2 separate regions of the Homo sapiens genome follow, and region 1 is linked to region 2. A link is an interaction called in ENCODE POLR2A ChIA-PET data of the cell type or tissue named here. Cell type or tissue: GM12878. All regions are shown on one strand. Each heading gives the region's core, and the rest is flanking DNA. Links, peaks and the distances in the headings are about the cores only. Region 1 has its middle 27 kb from the start of ARL8B. Region 2 has its middle 55 kb from the start of BHLHE40-AS1.

Region 1 (9,307 bases), core at 818-8,817, 60 kb after region 2:
AATGTACCATGCTACCTCTAATTCCCTTATATCTTTGAGATAACCTTAAGGTATCTCCAATCTTAAAAGGAATATCTGGCCATGTTTGCTGTGGATGACTTAAGGAAAACAGATTAACAGAGTGAAATATAACAACCAAAGTTATGGTTTATAATTGACTTAGGGCTTTGGAGAGGGCAACGCCTCTGTCATTACTTTGCAAACACAAAGTGACTTACAAATAGAGCTGAAATCTCTGCTAATAATCACCTGCTGTTTGTTTCCCTCTGACCATCTGCATTAGATCCACCTGTTGAAGGGAGATCTTGTTTAAAACCTGTGTCCCACTGGATACCTAACTAACTAGAATCTCTAGGGGTGAATCCCTGGAACTTTTCATTCTAATAGTTCCCTCAGGTGACCTGTGTGCACGTTGAAGACTGAGAGCCACTGTAATACAGGTAACTTTCTTAAATGGGTGTACTGTGTGTGTATAGGACATAGGCATACCCTGTGCCTAAAGGACTTTAGAACAGCCATTCTTAGAAGGAGTGGAGTCTATGCCATTACCTAGAAAGCTGGAGTGGGATCAGGCTTTTATATCCAAGAACTTAAAGGAGAAGCTGGCAAGTGCTGTCATTTCCGTCAGGGGACAGATTCCTACTGAGCCCACACAGGGGCAGTCCCTTTAAGGAGGGATTGGCCTCATGGGAGGATGTCTGCAGAGATGTCTGTGAAGGCTGGGTTCAAAGATTATAGAGTGGGCTGGGTGCAGTGGCTCATGCCTATAATCCCAGCACTTTGGGAAACTGAGGCAGGAAGATCACTTGGGCCAGGAGTTCAAGACCAGCCTGGGCAACATAGCAAGATTTTTGTCTCTAAAAAAATTAAAAATTGGCTGGGAGCAGTGGCTCACGCCTGTAATCCCAGCACTTTGGGAGGCCGAGGCGGGCGGATCATGAGGTCAGGAGTTTGAGACCAGCCTGGCCAACATAGTGAAACCCCGTCTCTACTAAAAATACAAAAATTAGTCAGATGTGGTGGCATGTAAAAATACAAAAATTAGTTAGGTGTAGTCCCAGCTACTCTGGAGGCTAAGGTGGGAGAATCGCTCGAACCCAGGAGGTGGAGGTTGCAGTGAGCTGAGACCACACCATTGCACTCCAGCCTAGGTGACAGAGTGAGACTCCATCTCAAAAAAAAAAAAAAAAATTAAAAATTAAAAAATTCACCGAGTGTGGTAGCGGTTGTCTGTAGTCCTAGCTACTCAGGAGGCTGAGACAGGGGAGGATTGCTTAAGCCCAGGAATTTGAGGCTGCAGGGAGGTATGATTATGCCCCTGCACTCCAGCCTGGGTGACAGAGTGAGACCCTGTCTCTAAAAAAAGATTGTGGGGTATAGTGAAGAGCTGTTTGGGTCCAAATTGCCATGAAAGGAAAGGAACAGACATGATCCCCCTTTCTTCAAAGGGCCTACTGTCTAGAGCAGGGAATTGGGCAAGCAAGCACCCACTCCCACAGCCAGCAGCCCCACTTCATAGGCAAGCTGTGGCAGGGCTAGTATTTACCAATACACAAAGGTGTGGCTATATGGTTAGTCAACATACTTAAATACTTTCGTAATGGTTAAAAACTTTTGTGATGATTGGTCAATAACCATTGCCTCAATCCTTCCTTTCCTGAGTGGCCCCTCTATCCTGGCTACTCACATGTTTCCTTCCTCCCTATATCCTATGATCCAGTGATGAAAGGTTAATGTCAGGCACAGTGGAGGTACCAGGACCCCACACCAGCACTATGGCTGGCTTGTCTTCTGACTGGTTGGCACCTGTGATATACTGATGGTTAAATATTTTGGATCACACCTGTAATGAGCGGGTGACTAATTTCTGGCAATGACACTGAGTAGAAGTTTGGAACATTAGAGCCCTAGTAAACCCTGGACTGGGGGACCAGCACCCTTCCTGGGGGAAGCCTAGCAGACATCCTTCCTGGATTCTGAGGTCCCCTCAGGATTCCTGACGTACCTAGGTAGGGAGAACGTCCTGAGAGACAAATAACAGACTCCCTTCTAATCCTAATATGTGGGGCTGTGAGCTGGTTCTAATTCAATTTCAAAAACAAAGACATAAAATTTCTACTAGCCCAGGGATCATGAGGCAATCCATACTGGTTAAATCAGCATAAGGAATTATTATTTTTATTAAATTACTATGTATGCCACAGAAAGGTTGTGTTGCTGAAAACAGGTCATCAGGAACTGTTGTTTTCCTGGCCATTTGAACTTCAGACCACTACGGTAGAAACTCTAAGGGTTTTTTGTTTTGTTTCCGTTTTGTTCTCTGATATCACAAGCCTCTAGAACGCTACCTGGCACATAGTAGGTGCTCAATAAATGTTAGTTAAACAAAACTACAATTTCAAAGGATTCCAAGTTTGTTGTTTAATTTTAGCAGAAGCTAGAAGAAATTAGCAGGATATATTGAATTTGGCCAGGTGTGGTGGCTCAGACCTGTAATCCCAACACTTTGGGAGGCTGAGGTGGGTGGATTACTTGAGCTCAGGAGTTCGAGACCAGCCTGGGGAACATGGCAAAACCCCTTCTCTACCAAAAACAAAAAAATTACCTGGGCGTGGTGGCACACGCCTATAGTCCCAGCCGCAGGAGGATCGCTTGAGCCCGGGAGGCAGAAATTGCAGTGAAGCGAGATGGCACCACTGTACTCCAGCATGGGCAACAGAGCAAGACCTTGTCTCAAAAAAAAAAAAAAAAAAAAGTCAAATTTATTTTCTACTTAGAAGCATCCAGAATCCCTGCCTCTTGTAATGATGGAAACCTCTGTTTGAGCTTAAAAATTAGTGGTTTCAATTAGCCGGGCGTGCTGAAGCATGCCTGTAATCCCAGCTACTCTGGAGGCTGAGGCAGGAGAATCACTTGAACCCAGGAGGTGGAGGTTACAGTGAGCCGAGATCATGCTATTGCACTCCAGCCGGGGCAAAAAGAGTGAAACTCTGTCTCAAAAAAAAAAAAAAAAAAAAATTAGTGGTTTCCATTTGCAACGTCTGCTATTGGAACAAACTGCAATTTACTAATTTATTAGGCAGTAGTACTCTAGAGATTTAACAAAAAATGAGCATGTCCGTTACTATTCCAGGTTGGCAACTGAGCTCTCTTGAGAGAGCTTCTCACTAAAGGCTCACTAAGATGATGGGCTCTGAGTACACCTCATCTAGAGCCAGGAAATGATCTCAAGGGATATAGATGGGGCAAAGGCCTTCAGACTTGATCTCCTGTTGTCAGATTTCTTCTCAGGATTTCACTTGTTTTTGCATTTTCTGTTTGCTTTTCTAAGCCTCATTAGACAGTTCCTTAAACATTCATTCCCAGCTGTCTATTTTTTCTCTTTTCTCTTTGAGCCCACAGTAACCAAACTCTCAAAGTAACACATCCAGAGACAGCTGGCAGATGGTTTGAAACCAGCGGATTTTACTTGCATTAGGACAATCACATTAAATTAAAACAAACAAAAAGCATATCTTTCAGTGGTGATTCACCTGCACATTAACTAGTAAATGCTAATTGTAATGTTAATAGTTGTAATTTCTTGAGAACCTACTATGTGCCAGCCTGGTACTTCACATACACAGATTAACTTTCACGCTGATAATAACAGGGAAACTGCAGGGAGACTGAAGTTTATAGAGATCATCTTGCTCAGTGGAATGAAACACAATCATAAATTGTTACATAAAGGTGCCTACATTATATTCAGTGCAAATGGCAAGTTTCACAACAGTACATTATAGTTAACTTCATTTTAGAAAATCTCATTAATTTGAAGTATATATAAACACATATAGATGTACTCACATAATATATTTTTGTATATGAGAAAAATGTATGAAAGGCAATACCACCTCAGGAATTTACCCACTTGCCCTAAGCCTTGGGTTTTACATCTGCAGAGCAGGAGTATTAAAAGTATCCACCACAGGCCGGGAGCGGTAGCTCACGCCTGTAATCCCAGCACTTTGGGAAGTCGAGGTGGGCAGGTCACGAGGTCATGGGTTTGAGACCAGCCTGTCCAATGTGGTGAAACCCCGTCTTTACTTAAAAAATGCAAAAATTAGCCGGGTGCGGTGGTGTGCACCTATAGTCCCAGCTACTCAGGAGGCTGAGGCAGGAGAATCGCTTGAACTCAGGAGGTGGAGGTTGCAATAATCCAAGATCGCGCCACTGCACTCCAGCCTGGGCGACGGAGTGAAGCTCCGTCTTGGGGCGAAGAAAAAGTATCTACCACAAAGAAAGGATAAAAGCACAGTTCCTGACACAAAAATGAGTACTTGATCCATTTCTTGCTATTATTGTCATTATTTTTATGAAGAGAAATTCATTAAATTGTCAACAGTGATTACCTCTAGGGAGTGACGCCACAGGGTAAGGAAGGGGATGACAATTTGTATCGTCTACATTATACACATCTGGGCTCTTCCATGCATTTACAACAATCAGACACCACTTCTATTACATGTTATAAAAGGCGTTTTATTTAAAAATACCTCTTGAGGCCAGGGGTGGTGATTCACACCTGTAATTCCAGCACTTTGGGAGGCTGAGGCAGGAAGATTGCTTGAGCCCAGGAGTTCAAGACCAGCCTGGGGAACATAGCAAGATCGTGTCTGTATTTAAAAATAAAAATAAAAATATCTTTTGAGGCTGGGCATGGTGGCTCATGCATGTAATTCCAGTACTGTGGGAGGCTGAGGCAGGAGGACTGCTTGAGCTCAGGAGTTCATGACCAGCCTGGGCAACATAGCTCACCCTGTCCCTACTAAAAATTTAAAAAGTAAAAATAAAAACCCTTTCATGGGAGGTCAGGAGTTCGACACCCGCCTGACCAACATCGTGAAACCCCGTCTCTACTAAAAATACAAAATTAGCTGAGCGTGATGGTGCATAACTGTAATCCCAGCTACTTGGGAGGCTGAGGCAGGAGAATCGCATGAACCCAGGAGGCGGAGGTTGCAGTGAGCCAAGACGGTGTCACTGCCCTCCAGCCTGGGCAACAAGAGCGAGAGGGAAACTCCATCTCAAAAAAACAAAACAAAGCAAAAACACCCTCTCGTATCAAAATTTATTTCCCCAAATGCCTTTATTTTCTCGTACAAGCAACCATTAAAATAATAATGAACTCCTAAAAAAAAAAATCTGAAAGATCTATTCCAGTGCTTGTATTCCATAGCTTATTTTTGGCCCCAGAGCAGCGTGAAGAACCCGATGTTATCAACAGCGTTTTATTTGGACGCTCTGAATCCGTTTTCCCCTAGCACATCGGCAGAGCAGACCGCCTGCCTCGGCCTTGTCAACGCCAAGGGTGTTTTGGACGGATGTGTCTATCCTGAAAGCTTCCAGCCTGGCTTTGAACTTGACTTGGCAACGGATGAAAACCTCGGCGAGCATCCCCAGACAACCCCGCTGCGCGTCAGAGCGCTGCTCCCGCGTCCTCCTGCCGGCAGAAGCCCCTGCAGTGCGCCCCGCGACCACCAGCTGGAACCAAAAGGCGGCGCGCAGGCGCGGAGCCCACGGGGAGCCCAGGCTGGGGCGCGTGTCAGCTCCGCCTGACCTGCCACCTTCCCTAGGCAGCGGGGGGCGGGGGTGGGGGGTGGTGCGGGGAGTCACATGCGTCCCCTCCGAAGCTGGGCTGGAGTTCATTTACAGCTCGCTTTTCTAGGCCTGTCTCTTTATTCCATTATCAAAGATTGCTTTAGGGGGTTCATAAAATCAAACTGAAGCGTTGTCAAAGGAGAGGAGTCCACATGTCTCAGACTGGAAACCAGCCATTCTTCCATTCATTGGGAGACATTTACAGGCCCCCTGCCAGGGGTCGGTCCTGGGACACTGGGGATGCCGCGTTGAGTAAGACAATCCCTACCTTCACAGGGCCTCGCTTCGAGCTTAATAATGATACCCAGTAAGGGAGGGTTGGAATGGAAGCATTTTGTTCTGCTCTTGGCTGAAGCACAGAGACAGATGTCACATGTCAGCGAGATGTGTGAGATCCTCATGCAGGGCTTGCAGAAGGGTTGGCTTTGACATGCTGAGCCCTTCGCCCCCACTGAGGGTATGAAAAGGGTCAAAAGAGGAACACTACAGGAAAAGACAGGATTTGGAAGGAGTTGATGATGAGTGGATCCTTTCCCCACCTTCCCCCCAACAATGAGAAGGGTGGGGGGCGGGGAGGGGGGGTGCCAGCCTGTCATCTCAAACCTAGAAAAAGGGGCTATAAAGGAATCACTCACAGGGGCTGCGGACACAGTAGACTCCTGTCTGAGCAATCTAAAAGTTGCAGGCCAAACACAGTCGCTGCAATCCCAGCATTTTGAGAGACTGAGGCTGGAGAATTGCTTGAGGCCAGGAGTTGGAGACCAGCCTGCACAACACAGTGAGGCCTTGTCTCTACAAAAGAATTTTAAGAAATAAAATTAGCCAGGCGTGGTGGCACGCGCCTGTAGTCCTAGCTACTCTAGAGGCTGAGGCAAGAGGACTGCTTAAGCCCAAGGGCTCAGTCACTGTAGCTGTACAGTGAGCTACAATCGTGCCACTGAAAGAGTTAAACTGTCTCTAAAAAAATAAAAAGACAAAATAAAATGTGTGGTACCAGGGCTGGCTAACTGTTCCAACTAACGAACAAAGAGACATTGCCATGTTGGGGTCATCCTGTGCCCATGGTTTGTGGGGGAAGTATTCCTTGTCCCAGGGGACCATATGTGGATGGCCTGCCAAAGAGAACTGAGGTAGAGCTGCCTTAGATCTTTTCCATGGAGACCTTCTGGTGGGATGAGGAGAAGTCAGCAGAAATAAGATAAACTAGATACTCTGGGTTGTAAAGGAAATTCTTAAGCCACCAGCTGGAATAGAGAGACATTTGCCTAAATTCAGTGAATTACAGGTGAGACCTTTCCAATGCCCCATGAAGGAGCGAGCCAGCCATAAACATCTGCCAAGCCCAGCAAGCGCCAGCATCTATCATGGCAATGTTGGTCAACTCAACACTTTCCTGGCCCCCCTAACTACTCTCTAGCCTACACCCCACTCTCTACCTCCACTAGATCTGATGCTTCATGGGCAGGGTGACCATATGCCCCAGTTTGCCCAGGACACTTTTTTGTTTTTTTGAGACAGAGTCTCGCTCTGTCACCCAGGTTGGAGTGCAGTGGCGTGATCTTGGCTCACTGCAACCTCCACTTCCTGGGTCCAAGGGATTCTCCTGCCTCAGCCTCCCAAGCAGCTGGGACTACAGGCATGCACCACCACAGCCAGCTAATTTTTTTTTGTATTTTTGTAAAGACAGGGTTTCACCATGTTGGCCAGAGTGGTCTTGAACTCCTGACCTCAAGTGATCCACCTGCCTCGGCCTCCCAAAGTGCTGGGATTACAGGCGTAAGCCACCATACCCGACCTGCCCAGGACACTTCTGATTTACATCTGCAGTCCTGAGGTAATTATTAATAGCACCCTCTTTCAATCTCAAGAGGGTCCCATTCTGGATGATAAATTACATGTTCATCCTCCACATGGAAGGCTAGGAGTAGCTGGTTAGGCAGGTGCAATGAGTTGAATCGTATCCCCACAAAGTGATATGTTGAAATCCTAATATCTAGTACCTCAGATTGTAACCTTATTTGAAATAAGGTCTTTATAGGGTCTTTATAGAGTCCAAGCAAACGACAAGGAAGTCATTAGGGTGCACCCTAACCCAATAGGATGTCGAAAAGGAGAAATTTGGACACAGAGACATGCACACAGGGAGAATGTCAGGTGAAGACAGAGATTGGGGTGATGCGTGTACAAGCCAAGGAATGCCAAAGATTGCCAGCAAACTCCACAAGCTAAGGAAGAGGCATGGAACAGATGCTTCCTCACAGCCCTCAGAAGAACACAAGTGTGCTGCCCTCTTGGTCTTGGACTTCAAGCCTCTAGAATGGTGAGACAATACATTTCTGTTGCTTAAGCCAGCCAGATTGTGGTGCATCGTGACAGCAGCCCTAGCAAATGAATACATCAGGAAACAGAAGCAGCCGAGCTTGCCCTTTGTCCCTTCCCAAATGTCCAATCTGCAGCTGGCTCCAACTGAGGGCTATGGGAAACATTTTACGTGAAATGCGATTTTTGATTTTTTAAATGTCTTTTTTTAAATGATTTCAACTTTTATTTTGGATTCAAGGGGGTACATGTGCAGGTTTGTTACATGGGTATGTGCGTGATGCTGAGATTTGGGTTACAATTCATTCCATCACCCAAGTGGTGAGCACAGCACTCAACAGTTAGTTTTTCAACTCTTGCCTTCCTCCCTCCCTGACTGGTAGTCCCCAGTGTGTATTGTTCCCATCTTTATGTCCATGAGTACCCAGTTTAGCTCCCACTTACAACTGAGAACACATGGTGTTTGGTTTTCTGTTCCTGCATTAATTTGGTTAGTATAATGGCCTCCAGCTGCATCCATGTTGCTGCAAAGGATATGATTGTGTCCTTTTTTATGGCTGCGTTGTAATTTTTTTTTTTTTTTTTAGATGAAGTTTTGCACTTGTCATCCAGGCTGGAGTACAGTGGCACAATCTTGGCTCACTGCAACCTCCACCTCCTGGGTTCAAGCGATTCTTCTGCCTTAGCCTCCCGAGTAGCTGGGACTACAGGCACCTGCCGGCACACCTGGATTTTTGTGTTTTTAGTAGAGACCAGTTTTCACCATGTTGGCCAGGCTGGTCTCAAACTCCTGACCTCAGGTGATCTGCCCACCTCAGCCTCCCAAAGTGCTGGGATTACAGGTGTGACCCACCGTGCCCAGCCTGCATTTTAATTTCAGAAGACTAGACTATTTGTTACTGAACCTGAAATGTGTGTAGTGATTTAAAGTGACAGCAGGATGTTTTGTTACCTAAGAGTGACCAGGGGACATCTGTTAGGAGCCAGTAGTTCTCCACACACCTAGCATCCGGTGAGACAAGCCACCACACTGAAGGAGGGGACATCAGCAGAGCAATGGTGGACAGGCGCAGGCTGGGGCTACCGCTTCTGGCACTGCTCCTACACACATAGATTCATTCAAATCATACAATTTTTCAAATCATAACATTTTTCAGATAACTCCTCCCGGAATACTTCAGCAGCCACAAATCCAGCTAATGCCACTACCAAGGTGGTTGGCAGTGCCTTGGAGTCAACAGCCAGTCTCCTCCTAGTCTTGCTTTCTCTCGCCCACCTCTAATGTTAGGAGACTCAGGCCAAGAAACATCTATATGTCCCCATCTTCTAAACCCATTTTAAATGG
Region 2 (9,307 bases), core at 533-8,532:
AGGGAGACTCCCATCTTTCCAGAAAAAAAAGAAAGCCGGGCGTGGTGGCTGACGCCTGTAATCCCAGCACTTTGGGAGGCCGAGGCAGGTGGATCACCTGAGGTCAGGAGTTCAAGACAAGCCTGGTCAACATGATGAAACCCCATCTCTGCTAAAAATATAAAAATTAGCCGGGCGTGATGGCACGTGCCTGTAATCCCAGCTATTCAGGAGGCTGAGGCAGGAGTATTGCTTGAACCTGGGAGATGGAGGTTGCAGTGAGCCGAGATCGTGCCATTGCACTCCAGCCTGGGCGACAGAGTGAGACTAGGTCTCAAAAAAAAAGAGAAGAAAGAAGGGAGGAAAGAAGGGAGGAAGGAAGGGAGGGAGGGAGGGAGGGAGGAGAGAGAAAGGGAGAAAAGAAAGAGAGAGAGGGAGGGAAGGAAGGGAGAAAAGAAAGAGAGAGAGGGAGGGAGGGAAGGAAGGAAGAAAAGAAAAGAGGCCAAGTGTGGTGGCTCACGCCTGTAATCCCAGCACTTTGGGACACTGCAGTGGGCAGATCACCTGAGGAGACCAGCCTGGCCAACATGGTGAAACCCCGTCTTTACTGAAAATACAAAAAAAATTAGCCGGGTGTGGTGGAGCATCCCTGTAGTCCCAGCTACTTGGGAGGCTGAGGCAGGAGAATTGCTTGAACCTGGAAGGTGGAGGTTGCAGTGAGCAGAAATCTCGCCAATGCACTCCAGCCTGGGCGACAGAGCAATACTCCATCAAAAAAAGGAAGGAAGGAGGGAGGGAGGGAGGGAGGGAGGGAGGGAGGGAAGGCAGGCAGGAAGGAAGGGGGTAATTAGACACACACACACACACACACACACACACACACACACACACACACACACACACTTTGTGCTGGGACAAACAAAGCCTAATCTCCCAAATTCTGAGATCAAAGGGTGGGAACAGAGTTAGGTGAGCCTTTCTTTAGCTAAGCACTGCTCGCTGACGTTCTCCAAGGCATGTCATTCCTGAGGAGGGTGTAGGAAAGTAAAATGCTTTGTCTAATCAAAAGAGAGATTTGAGTATTTTTGTGCAAAAGGAGCAGCCCAAAGTGAGATGAATCTAGAGAAATAGAGGAGCAGAAAAATGTGAGGGAGAGAAAGGAGAGTCAAGGAACTTGGAAGGAGGCTGGGGCCTGAAGAAGAAAGGGGCTAGTAGATCATTCCTAGTTAAAAATTGTGTGTGGGGGCCAGGTGCGATGGTTCATGCCTGTAATCCCAGCACTTTGGGAGGCCCAGGTGGGTGGATCACCTGAGGTCAGGAGTTTGAGACCAGCCTGATCAACATGGTGAAACCCCGTCTCTACCAAATATAAAAAATTAGCTGGGCGTGGCGGAGCATGCCTGTAATCCCAGCTACTTGGGAGGCTGAGGCAGGAGAATCGCTTGAACGCTGGAGGCGGGGGTGGCAGTGAGCCAAGATCATGCCATTGCACTCCAGCCTGGGCAACAAAATTGAAACTGTCTCAAAAAAAAAAAATTGTGTGTGTGCGTGGGGAAGGCAGGGTTAGGAGTTGGGCCTGTGTTAGGTGAAAGAGATTTGGGGGTTTAGGGGTGGAGACTGAAGGGAAGGAACTGTGTTGCACCATTTCCATGTTAGAGCTGAGCAGACAGAAGTTACCAACTTCAGTGAGGTGGCTCATGCCTGTAATCCTGACACTTTGGGAGGCTGAGGCAGGAGGATCACCTTAGCCCAGGAGTTTGACACCAGCTTGGACAAGCATAGCGAGACCCTGTCTCTAAAAAAACTAAAAAAAAAAAATTATCTGGGTGTGGTGGCTCATGCCTATAGTTTTAAATCCTCAGGAGGCTGAGGTGAGAGGATCACTTGAGCCCAGGAGGTTGAGGCTTCAGTGAGTTGTGATCATGCTAGTGCATGCCAGCGTGCATGACAGAGTGAGACCCTGTCTCTAAATAAATAAATAAAAATTAAAAATTAAAGAAAAAAGTTATCAGCTGCCTGAGATGAGATGCAGTTGAGATAAAATGGTGGGAACAGGACAGGCCTGGTGACTGAAAGAACACCAAATCCCAGGAACTTCCAGCTGAGGGACTTCGCTGAGGAGGTAAGTAGGGGCCTTCAGTCATTTCTGTGTTTCAAAGAGTAGGCAAGACTCCACCCTTGGTAAAGGGCCCTGAGCCGTTACCTTACTCAGGGTCAGCTCCTGGTGCCACTGTTCACCTTATCTACCATTTGAGTGAAGTCATTTAGCATCCCTGGGCCCCAGCTTCCTTTTAAAATGGGTAATAATGACATCTGTGTCACCTTCCCTCCAGGGTTCCTGTGAGGCATAATTGGGGTATTAAATGAGAAATGCTTTGTAAAATGGAGAGCTCCAGATAAATGGGAGGTATCAGTTAACAGTTCATATTCAATTGATCTGAATGACAGCACCAGTATAATAATAACCTACAGCCGGCACTCCATACGAAGCACTTACTGTGTGTTATCTGACTGAAACGTTACAACCTTGACGGAATATTGCTGTCCTGATTACACACGGAAGAAAACGGAGATTCAGAGAGATAAAGTAACTTGCCCATGGTTACTTGGCTAGCAACTGGTAGAACCAGCCATGAATGACTCTTTTATTCTTAACCACTTTGTGTCATGTTATTTTAATAATCATTCTTAACATTATGCTAGCCTGCATCTTGAAGAATATATAATATGGCTGGATGCAGTGGCTCACACCTGTAATTCCAACACTTTGAGAGGCTGAGGTAGGAGGATCTTGAGCCTAGGAGTTCAATTCCAGCCTGGGCGACATAGCAAAACCCCATCTTTACAAAAAATACAAAAATTGGCCGGGTGCGGTGGCTTATGCCTGTAATCCCAGCACTTTGGGAGGCCGAGGCAGGCGGATCACGCGGTCAGGAGATCGAGACCATCCTGGCTAACGTGGTGAAAGCCTGTCTCTACTAAAAATACAAAAAAATTAGCCGGGCGTGTTGGCAGGTGCCTGTAGTCCCATCTACTGGTAGTCCCAGCTACTCAGGAGGCTGAGGCAGGAGAATGGTGTGAACCCGGGAGGCGGAGCTTGCAGTGAGCCGAGATCACGCCACTGCACTCCAGCCTGGGCGACAGAGCCAGACTCCATGTCAAAAAAAAAAAAAAAAAAAATACAAAAATTAGCTGAATGTGGTGGTGCGAACCTGTGCTCGCAATTACTAGAGAGGCTGAGGTGGGAGGATCAATTAAGCCTAGGAGGTCGAGGCTGCAGTGAGCTGTGATCACACCACCACACTCCAGCCTGGGTGACAGAGCAAGATCCTATCTCATACACACACACACACACACACACGGACACAAACACACATATATATTATGGGTACGGTGGCTCATGACCATAATCCCAACACTTTGGGAGGCTGAGGCAGGAGGATCACTTGAGCCTAGGAGTTCAAAACCAGCCTGAGCAATATGGTGAGACCCCCATCTCTACAAAAAAATAAAAATAAGTTAACCAGACATGGTGGCATGCACTGTAGTCCCACTCTGGAGGCTGAGGTGGGAGGATTTCTTCAGCCCAGGAGGTCAAGGTGGCAGTGAGCCGTGGATCATGCCCCTGAACACCAGCCTGGGTGAAAAAGTGGGACCCCGTCTCAAAAAAAAAAAAAAAAAATATATATATATGTATATATATAATATGTTAGTATATACTGGTAGTGGTGGTAGTGGTTCTTCACTAAGATTTTAAAATATCATTTTGGGCTGGGTGCAGTGGCTCACGCCTATAATCCTAACACTTTGGGAAGCTGAGGCGGGTGGATCAGCAGAGGTCAGGAGTTCAAAACCAGCCTGGCCAACATGGGGAAACCCCATCTCTACTAAAAAAAATACAAAAAAATGCCGGGTGCGGTGGCTCACACCTGTAATCCCAGCACTTTGGGAGGCCGAGGCGGGTGGATCACAAGGTCAGGAGTTCGAGATCAGCCTGGCCAACATGGGGAAACCCCATCTCTACTAAAAATACAAAAATTAGCCAGTGTGGTGGTATGCGCCTGTAATCCCAGCTACTTGGGAGGCTGAGGCAGGAGAATCGCTTGAACCCAGGAGGCACAGAGGTTGCAGTGAGCTGAGAACGTGCCATTGCACTCTAGCCTGGACAACAGAGTGAGACTCCATCTCAAAAAAAAAAAAAAAAATTAGCCGGGCATGGTGGTAGTCGCCTGTAATGCAAGCTACTTGGGAGGCTGAGGAGGGGAGGATCACTTGAACCCGGGATGTGGAGGTTGCAGTGAGCTGAGATTTCACCATTGCACTCTACCCTATGTGACAGAGCAAGACTTGGTCTTGAAAAACAAAAACAAAAACAAAAACAAAAAAAACCCATCATTTTGGTCTTTCATTTGAAATCTCTCTAGTAAATACCTATTATGTGCTATGTATTTGGAACACCTCCATGAGCAAAAGACACAGGGTCTCTTGCCCTCATGGAACATACAGGGTAACAATAGAAAAAAGGTATTAAACAATTACAATACTGGGTGCCAAAGGGGAGGTACTTTGGGTTCAAGGAGGAAAGGACACCTTAGCTGAGGCCTAAAGAATCAAGGAAGGGTGGGAGAGTGTTCCAGGCAGATGAAATAAATAGCAATGAGAAGGCCAGGAAGCAGAGCATGCATGAGGCGATGGAGGAAATGAAAGTAATACCCTGTGGTCCACTTTGGAGGGTGGGGTGGGCAGTGGTGAGAAATGACACTGGGGAGGGGGTCTGGGACTAGACTGCACAGTGGCCTTGTGAGTCATGTTGTCATATATAAATATATAACATATATTTTATATATAATTTATATATTTTAGTTATGCATTAATATTTATCATATGTAATTTTATATGTGTATGTATTACCTATAATATGTATAAATGTATGTATACATGTGTATCTATGTAATTTTTCCTTAGAAACGAAACCAGTTTGAGCCCCACTAAAAAAAATTAAAAATAATTTAAAAAAACCTAAACCATAATCACGCATAATACTGTTTCTTTTCTTTTTTTTTATACTTTAAGTTCTAGGGTACCTATGCACAACGCGCAGGTTTGTTACATATGTATACATGTGCCATGTTGGTGTGCTGAATCATGCATAATACTGTTTCTTAATCCTTATTGAGATAAAATTGACATACAACAGATGACGTGCATTGAAAGTCTACAATTTGATGAGTTTTGACATTTGCATGCACCTGGGAAACCATCACCACAATCAAAGAACAGAGAACTCCATCAACCTCAAAATTTACTCATGCTGGGTTGGGCACAGTGGCTCATGCCTGTAATCTCAGTACATTGGGAGGCTGAGGTGAGAATTGCTTTAGCCCAGGAGTTCGAGACCAGCCTGGGCAATATAGCGAGACCCTGCCTCTACAAAAAATACAAAAATTAGGCAGGCGTCGTGGTGCACACCTGTAGTCCCAGCTACTCAGGAGGCTGAGGTGGGAGGATTGCCTGAGCCCAGGAGGTCGAGGCTGCAGTGAGCCTTAATAGCTCCACTGCACTCCAGCTTGGTTGAGAGTGAGACTTGGTCTCAAAAAAAAAAAAAAGTTTACTCATGCTTTTGTGACACCTCACTCCTGGCCCTCTCAGTCCCCTGGCAACCATCCTTCTGTTTTCTGTTGCGTTTTCTAGAATTTTGTAAATCGAATGTATCATGTATATGAAATCATATAATCTGTACACTTTTAAAACGTAGCTTCTTTCCCTCACATAACTACGGCGAGAGTCATCTGTGTCACTGCACATGTCAAAGGTTTGTTCCTTTTCGTTGCTGTAGTATCCTGCACTGTTTTGAAACCTGTTTTGTTCCTTAATATATCAAGATAGCTGGGATCTAGGTCAAACTGCCAAAGTTGAAATATCAGTCATGCTGTTTATAAGTGGGTGAGTTTGGGCAAGAAACCTCGATATGTTACCCAGTTTCCCTTGAGCTTAATGGCCATGTCTGTAAAATGGGCTAACAGTAATAGTCACAAGGGAGGCAGGTTGTGTGAGATGATGTATATGCCTGTGTATAGCAATTGCTCAATAAAAGTTATCAAGAATATGATTGCTATTACTACTATTACAATTCACACCTGGAGCATTTTAAGAAAACATCAGACACAGTCGTGGAACATGGATGTGCCCCTGAGTGTAGGAGGGAGAGAGCCGGGGCCAAGTTCCCTTCTGATAACATCATGGGCTCCAAGGTGGCCATGGCTGGTTCCTTCACCCTTTTGGTCCCCAGATTCTCCTTCTAGGGAACAATGGCATCCAGAAGTGGGGGTTGGGTGGAAAAAGAGATTAGAGAGTCTCTACAGACAAGAGAAAAGGGAAGCTAGCTCACTGCAATCAATTTGATTACCAGGCAGTCATGCCTCCTCATTTGAACCCCAAAGACCCACGTCTTCCTCGATTGCTCACTCAACTAACAGATTAAATCATCTCTAACACGCAATGACTGTGTTATGTTTAAAAAGAAGCGTTTCCAAGGCTCACATACAAAGGAGGTGCCCGCCTTGTGTCTTGACCACAGTGATATAAAAATTAACTGCATTGATCATATCCTTCCTGGGCTCCACTTTATCATCCTTCTGGGCTAGGTGGTCAGTAGCAAAGAGAGCCATGGAGTCGCATAGAAATATACCCAGCCACCCCAGCTTTAGAGTCAGGTGAGTCCTGGGTTCAAATCCCACTCCCACCGCATGTTAGTACTTGTACCTGAACCAGTTACTTGAACTCCTCAAGGGATCATATTTTAAATGGGGATAAACATGACGCCTCACATCATGGGTATGTCGTGAAGGCTGAAGCACAAGTGGAGTGGACAGTCCTGAGCATAGTGCCTGGCACAGGGGAAATGCTGCACATAGGAAGTAAAGGGGTTACCGTCAACCTCTGAGCGTTGCATGTGTGCATGTAACGTGTGCGTGTGCATGTGTGTGTTGTGTGTGTGTGTGTGTATGTTTAAAATAAGCATGTTCTCTAACTCTAAGCCTTCTGTCTTTATGGTCCTCCTGAAATCACACCTTGAACAGCAGCCTGCCTATTTTAGGCAGCTCACCAGCTGGACGTGATGTCCCATGAGCAACAGTCAGAAGGAAGTGAGGATGTGTAAGCTGGGAGCTAAGTGGGACATGATCATTGTCATCAGGAAGGGCTGCCATAGGAAAGGTGCTTTAATTCACACTGTTTCAACCCAGAGGACTAAGACCCATGGGCGAATGCCTCTAGGAGGCAGAGGAACAACTGTCTTGCAATCAGAGAAGTCAAAAAAAAGAAGGGGACTGCCTCAAGGCTTACTCAGCTGCCTGTGTGGATGTGTTCAAGCTGAGGCTAGGTGACCAGGTGTCAAAAATGTGGTCAAAGTGATTCCTGATGTAGGAAGTTGGACCAGACGAGTAGCTTTCAGCTGGATACAGAGGAGGTGGTGGGCAGGGCTCGGGGTCTCCACACTCTTACAGCTACCACAGCACTTCCTCTTTTGTCTGTTTTATATATTTGGGCTCCTGAAGATTTGAAGATTTAGCTATTTAAAATAAGAGGTTGTGGTGTTTTTTTTTTTTTTTTTTTTTTTTTTTTTTTTTTTTTTTTAAGCCCCTGGCCTGGATGACTTTTTGAGGCCTCTTGGAACTTTGGGGCTCCAAGTCGATGATTCAGAATTGCCTGTGACCTTGTGTATTTGTCAGAACTCTTTTTGGTTGCAAGTGTCAAAACTCCTCTCAATGTGGCTAAAGCAAGAAGTGGATTTAAGTAACTTGAGAAGCCTGCAGGGCTGTTGTGGTAGTTCGCAGAACTGGAAAACAGAGTGCAGCAGCCATGGCCTCCAGGACTAGAACCAGCAACCCAGGGCTGCCCAGACTCTCTTTCTTTGTCTGGCTCTTGGCTCTGCTTTTCTCACTTCTCTCTGAGTTGGCCTCTGGGGCACATGGCAGCCAGCAGCCCCAGTTGTGGGAAAGGGATTTGGCTCAGGTCATCCATCTGGGCCCACATTTTGAGCTCTCAGTTACCTCTGGCAATTTAGAAGATGGAGAAGTGGGTCAAGTTTAAACAAACAAACGAAAAATGGAATAGGGGAGCTGGGAGTGGTGGCCTTTTCCTATAGTCCCAGCTACTTGGGAGGATGAGGCTGGAGGATGGATGGAGGCCAGGAGCTTGAGGCCAGCCTAGGCAGCACAGTGAAAATGCCTCTCCCCTGACCCTGTCTCTACAAAAAATACATATTTTAAGTTGGCCCAGCATGGTGGTGCCTGCCTGTAGACCTAGCCACTTGTGAGGCTGAGGCAGGAAGGTTGCTTGAGCCTAGGAGTTTGAGGTTACAGTGAGATATGATCATACCACACTGCACTCCGGCCTGGATGACAGAGTAAGACCCTGTTTCTAAACAAAAAAACAAACAAACAGGCTGGGTGTGGTGGCTCATGCCTGTAATCCCAGCACTTTGGGAGGCCAAGGCGGGCAGATCACTTGACGTCAGGCGTTTGAGACCAGCCTAGCTGACATGGTGAAACCCTGTCTCTACCAAAAAATATAAAAATTAGCTGGGCGTGGTGGCACGTGCCTGTAATCCCAGCTACTCGGGAGGCTGTGGCAGGAGGGTTGCTTGAACCTAGGAGGCAGAGGCTACAGTGAGCCAGGATGGCGCCACTGCACTCTAGCCTGGGTGACATAGCAAGACTCTGTCTCAAAACCAACCGACCAACCAACCAACCAACAGACAAACAAGGAATAGGGTTCCTCAGTTTGGGGGCTGGTGAAAAAGAACACTGAACAGGAAGACAAGAGACTTGAATTTGAATCCCCAAATATGCTTGTGCTACTGATCAGCTGCAAGCCAGAAGCGTCTTTTCAAAAGGCAGATCCAACTGTGTCACTCCTCTGCTTGGATCATTTCAGTATCCCCCGAGAACGTTCACATCTCTCACCAAGGCCAGCAAGCTCCTATGTGTCTGCCTCGCTCTGTAGCTGCTCTTTGTACCTCTCTTCACCTTGTGGCTCTGCCAGTTTCTTACAGGTTTCAGGCTTCTTTGCAAAAGCTGTCCCCTCTTCTGGAGCACCTGTTCCCTTCTCCCTTTTTGAGCCAGTACCTACTCTTTCCTGCTGGTTGCAGCTTCACCTCTTTGGTGAAGCTTTCCCTGATTGCCAGTAGGTCAGACCTTTTTGGAACACACCCTCAATGCACTCTAACTTCTTCAAAGCACTTCTCCCCGTGAAAATGAATAATCACATTTAGGTTGGCCATTAGACTGTAAGCTCTGTGAAGGGCCAGGTACCATATTTGCCTGGT

What was found. Peaks named below come from ENCODE experiments on the same cell type or tissue, not always from the same donor. Only the 100,000 strongest peaks of a DNase experiment are listed, where the experiment ranks them.
Region 1: POLR2A ChIA-PET joins it to region 2 with 12 read pairs; 4 of 35 experiments call an interaction of 5 or more read pairs at or near these places.

The regions. Positions count from the first base shown.
Region 1 is chr3:5,090,621-5,099,927 of GRCh38, forward strand. It overlaps the pseudogene CD24P5. Among named protein-coding and RNA genes, the nearest start is that of ARL8B, 27 kb to the right of the region's middle. In GM12878, for the core only: no CTCF peak of the experiment used is centred there; no DNase peak of the experiment used is centred there; H3K27me3 peaks cover 484 bases.
Region 2 is chr3:5,030,630-5,039,936 of GRCh38, forward strand. No RefSeq gene overlaps it. Among named protein-coding and RNA genes, the nearest start is that of BHLHE40-AS1, 55 kb to the left of the region's middle. RefSeq lists an enhancer at 1,019-1,520. In GM12878, for the core only: no CTCF peak of the experiment used is centred there; a DNase peak (open chromatin) is centred at 5,265.